Regions from separate parts of the Homo sapiens genome. Here region 2 is linked to region 1. The links are chromatin loops, found by intact Hi-C in ENCODE. Cell type or tissue: OCI-LY7. All regions are shown on one strand.

Evidence for each region. Peaks named below come from ENCODE experiments on the same cell type or tissue, not always from the same donor. Only the 100,000 strongest peaks of a DNase experiment are listed, where the experiment ranks them.
Region 2: it touches region 1 in a loop (9-fold over the local background); 4 of 110 quality-filtered maps call a loop at or near these places.

What each region holds. Positions count from the first base shown.
Region 1 is chr11:120,659,054-120,661,553 of GRCh38, forward strand. GRIK4 (glutamate ionotropic receptor kainate type subunit 4) reads left to right here. Exons shown (of 21, transcript NM_014619.5): 3 at 1,216-1,347. The coding sequence starts at 1,266. Among named protein-coding and RNA genes, the nearest start is that of GRIK4, 150 kb to the left of the region's middle. RefSeq lists an enhancer at 1,204-1,704. In OCI-LY7, CTCF peaks have their summits at 1,238 (motif pointing right) and 1,443; a DNase peak (open chromatin) is centred at 1,258.
Region 2 is chr11:120,801,319-120,803,818 of GRCh38, forward strand. GRIK4 (glutamate ionotropic receptor kainate type subunit 4) reads left to right here. Exons shown (of 21, transcript NM_014619.5): 4 at 1,375-1,539. Among named protein-coding and RNA genes, the nearest start is that of TBCEL, 220 kb to the right of the region's middle. In OCI-LY7, CTCF peaks have their summits at 1,111 and 1,314 (motif pointing right); a DNase peak (open chromatin) is centred at 1,103.

The DNA.
Region 1 (2,500 bases):
TTAATACTACTCTCCCAATCCAGGCACCTGGGATTAGCATATCCAGGTGCTCATCAGCCGCACCCTCACCCCAGTGAAGCCAGCAGAGCTGGCTGTCGGCAGAATCTGGGTCTCAGTGGGGGCCAAGGCACGTGCTGCCTTGGGGAGAGGCAGCTCCCTGCAAGGTTCTGGATTTGACATCAGAGGCCCACCCACCTCAGGAAGGAGGAGAGGGATTGGTAGAGGTTGGGGGTGGGGCTGGTTTTCAGCGGTAGTAGAGCAGATGTGGAAAGCAGCTGATAACCTGGGAGGTGTGTGTCTGCTCTCCATATTTGCTAGGAATGGACCGCTCCCATCTGGGCCAGGGAGGACCTGACATTTATGTAGCACCTCATTTAGGCCAGACCCTGAGCATGGTGGCTTCTCCGATGTTACCTTGATTCTTCTTTAGTTCAACTCCACCAGGAGGGGTTGTTATAGTACTTTTACATGTGAGGACACTGAGCCGAGACACAGAGGGGACCTTGTGAAGGCCACACAACTGGCAAGTGGAAGAGCTGGCCTGAACCCAGTTTCCTCTCACACCTCTCCTCAGTGTGCAGTGCCTGTGCTGCGTTTGGGGAAATGGAGTAACCCTCCCAACTCTCCCATCCCTTCCTCTTCTGCTCACCCATGGCTCCAATTCCTTAAGGGCAGATGAGGGTTTTGTTTGTTTGAGACAAAGGCTCGCTCTGTCGTCCAGGCTGGAGTGCAATGGCGAATAGCGCAACCTCGGCTCACTGCAACCTCTGCCTCCTGTGTTCAAGTCTGTGACACAGGGTCCCGAGTAGCTGGAATTACAGGCATGCGCCACCATGCCCACCTAATTTTTGTATTTTTAGTAGAGACGGGGTTTTGCCATGTTGGCCAGGCTGGTCTCAAACTCCTGGCCTCAAGTGATCCACCCACTTTGGCTTCCCAAAGTGCTGGGATTACAGGCGTGAGCCACTGTGCCTGGCTGCGAGCAGATGAGGTTCTTCATTTCTAATGACACGCCATGAATCATCCAACCACAGTTACAGCAACCTGCCCCATGTCGGTCACAGAGCTGAAGTTAGAACCTGAGCCTTCTTTGAGCCCGGCATGTAAGGAGGAAAGACAAAGGGGCCTCTCCGGCTCCTGGGTGTCACTGGGATGGTGGGGCAGCTGCCTAGCTGGAGCCTGGGACTCACGTGCCCCCAACCCCCTCTCTCGCAGAGTTATGTCATGCCCAGGCCAGCAGGGGGCTCCATGAGGATTCATAGAAGATGCCCCGCGTCTCGGCGCCTTTGGTGCTGCTTCCTGCGTGGCTCGTGATGGTCGCCTGCAGCCCGCACTCCTTGAGGATCGGTAAGTGTGGCCCAGCTTGGGGCAGTGCCCCCACCCACTATCCCAGGTGTCCACAAGGGACATGAGAGTGCTGCACAGGACTTGGGGAAGCTGCCCAGCCCGTGCACTGTGCCCTCCCTGAGTGTGGCTGGGGTGAACATGCAGGTGGTGGTGGTGGAGGCAGCTGACAGGTGACCACTCCGATCTGGTCAACCTGCTGAGCTCCCCGGCCACTAGAATAAAGATGCTGATAACTCCCTAGTGCAGTCAATGTAGGTTCAGCCTAGCAGGTTAAGAGGCAGCTGTCGGGGAAAAAGGAGGGTGAGGATGGCCATGGGGACTCCAAATCTAGGGCTGGAGATGGGAGAAGAGGTCCCTTCTTTCCTGTGATCAGTCCAAGAAGGCTTCCTGGAGAGAGTGCTATGTCCACAACTTGGAAGAAGCCAGGAGTCTGCTGGCGTGGCCTGGCTGCTTGGAAGGGCCCTTGACATTGGGTCTGCTTGCTGTGGCCTGGCTCTGAGAGGGAGGGCAGGGTCATGTGAGTCTCTCCCTTGCCTTGTTGCTGTGGGACGCCCACTTTAGGTGTGGGCAGGCGGGCTTCCACCTGAGCCCTCAGCATCCCATCCCTGGAGGGGCGGGTCTGGGAAGTCAGGTGCCTCCTCCCTGCTGGGACTGAACAAGACTTGTCAACTGCAGGTTGAGGCTCTCTAGATCCTGGTTCCTGGGGACACAGCCAGCCACAGGGACAAGGACACAGTTCAGTCCGGCAGGCGCAGTGTGGTCATCTGATGGCCCAGCAACAGAGAACCCATGGAATTAGGACAGATGTGGGGTGTCGGGGATCAGGGGTGTCTATGTGTACATCGGGGGATGGGGATTAGTGTGGACAGGTGGGTGGGGCACAGCAGTGACAAACCCAGAAAGGTAGGTTGATGGCCACAAGACGACCCATCCAACAGCAGGGCCCCAAGGGTAGAGTTAAGTGACAGCCCTAGAGGAACTCAAATACCAGGCAGGTTACCCCAACGGATAACCACATGAGGCCCCTCTTCCCACACTGGGGGTGGGGTTGGGGGTGGGAGCAAAGGCAGGAATCTAGATCTTAAACCTGAGCCTGAAAGGGTTAGAGGCTGACTTAGAGCAAAGATGGCACGATGCTGAATCTCAGGGAGCT
Region 2 (2,500 bases), 140 kb after region 1:
GGGTTCAAGTGATTCTCCTACCTCAGCCTCCCGAGTAGCTGGGATTACAGACGTCATGCCACCACACCTGGCTAATTTTTGTGTTTTTATTAGAGACAGGGTTTCACCATATTGGCCAGGCTGGTCTCGAACTCCTGACCTCAAGTGATCTGCCCGCCTCAGCCTTCCAAAGTGTTGGGATTACAGGCATGAGCCATGCGTCCAGCCACACTTAGCATAATGTTTTTAGGTTCATTCCTATTGTAGCATGTATCAGTACCTGTTATTTTTTATTGTTGAGTAATATTCCATTGTATGGGTAAACCACATTTTTTTATCTATCAATCAATCTATGGACATTTGGGTTTCTTTTTGGAAATTATGAATAATGCTGCTATATATATTTGTGTACAAGTTTTTGTGTGATCTTCATTTTTGTAACATCTCCATCAAGAGAATTAAGAATCTCTATAGCTAGATTTATTGAGTGCCTCCTGTGTGCAAGATCCTGTGTTGATCCCATGCCATATCTTGTAATCTTCACAATAGCCCAAGGCTCTCTCCACTTCCTTAAAAGCGAGGCAACTGAGGTCCCAGAGCTGTGGAGGGCTGCAGCTGGGACTGGAAGCCAGTTGTCTGTGATACCATAACATTTATCCTTAACACTGCTCCCAGAAGTTGGGCAACTGTTGGTATTACACCACTGCAGTTGTCCACACTGAATAAGTCACACTGATTAAATCTGTGTGCTGTGCCACTTCCACACATTATCTTAGTGAATCCTCACACCAACCCTGTGAGGTTGTCCTACTCTTTCTAATGTTCAGTGAGGAAAAGAGGTTCAGAGAAACTAAGTAGCTCACTTTGGTGGCATGGCCCATCGGTGTCAGAGCCTGGGGAGCCAGCATTCAGCAGTGTCTGGCAGCTGCTCCTTGAGGCCACAGCCTTCCCTCACAGACCTGGCATCCTTTAACCCTCTCTCACCTCAGGGAGAGTTTCTCATATGTTCAGAATACTATTTCAAAGGACAGCCACTACCCGCCTCACTTTGCACAATGCCTGCTTGCCTGTGTGCATGGAGACAGGTATCCAAGTATCAGGATGCCTGGACCCGGGGACTTCGTGCAGACAGGACCCCTAGTGGCCTGCTCTGGTATTACAGGATTCCCGAGGCGTGCATCCACATTAGAATTCACTTCTACACCTGGCTGCAAACCAAGACCCTTAAGCTTGGAGAGAACTTGTTCTGGGGGACGGTTCTGAGCATGGCAGGATGGAGAGGAACTTGGGGTGCTGCCTGGAAGAGGAAGGTGGCAGCAGGGGGAGGCTGGAGAAGGAGGAGGGTAACAGTAGCGGTGGAGTACCAATTGTCTCCATGTGGTTGCCTGCCCACAGCTGCTATCTTGGACGACCCCATGGAGTGCAGCAGAGGGGAGCGGCTCTCCATCACCCTGGCCAAGAACCGCATCAACCGCGCTCCTGAGAGGCTGGGCAAGGCCAAGGTCGAAGTGGACATCTTTGAGCTTCTCAGAGACAGCGAGTACGAGACTGCAGAAACCAGTACGTAGACTGGGCAGGGCTGCCTCTTCCCTTGCTGGCAGAGGATGGATGAGCAGTGGTGTGAGCTGCACCTATCAGTCACCAGGCCTCTGAGATATCTGATGTCGATATTTCCAGAGGAAGGAGAGGAACTTGAACCAGGAGGTCCTGTGAAGCTCTCAGCCTGGATGAGATTCCCAGGTTTTGTGCGAATCACGTGTGGAGTAGAATTAAGACAGGATACCCATTCATTCATTCATCCACTCATTCATTGCTTCATATATTGATTCATTCATGTTCTGGACATTTTGTCCACAAGTTCCTGAATGAAATCTCGTGTGTGATAAGAGAGACGGCCAGCCCAAGGGTATCTTAGCCACTACACATCTGACTGCTTACCTTGCTTCCTTATGCTAAGGGCGCTGTTGTGGGAGAAACTGGGACTTGGGATGGAATTTGACCACTCACTCTCTGGGTAACCTCAGATAAGTCACTAAGTCATCCTATCCTATCCAAACCTCAGTTTCTACATCTTTAAAATAGGAATACTAGGCTCTATTTTGCAAATCTTGCAGGTTGTTAGGTTGTTGTGAGGTGTTTTTTTGTTTTTGTTTTTTTTGAGACAGGGTCTTGCTCTGTTGCCCAGGCTGGAGTGCAGTTGCACAATCTCAGCTCACTGCAACCTCTGCCTCCCGCGTTCAAGTGATTCTCATGCCTCAGCCTCCCCAGTAGCTGAGATTACAGGGGTGTGCCACCATGCCCGGCTAATTTTTGTATTTTTAGGAGAGATGGGGTTTCGCCATGTTGGCCAGGTTGGTCTTGAACTCCTGACCCCAAGTGATCTGCCTACCTCAGCCTCCCAAAGTGCTGGGATTACAGGCATGAGCCACTGCGCCCAGCCTATTGTGAGATTTAAATTATTTTAAATACAGGAAAATCTGTGAATTGCAGTGTTTTACAGGCATATGTAGTAGGTCGCTCA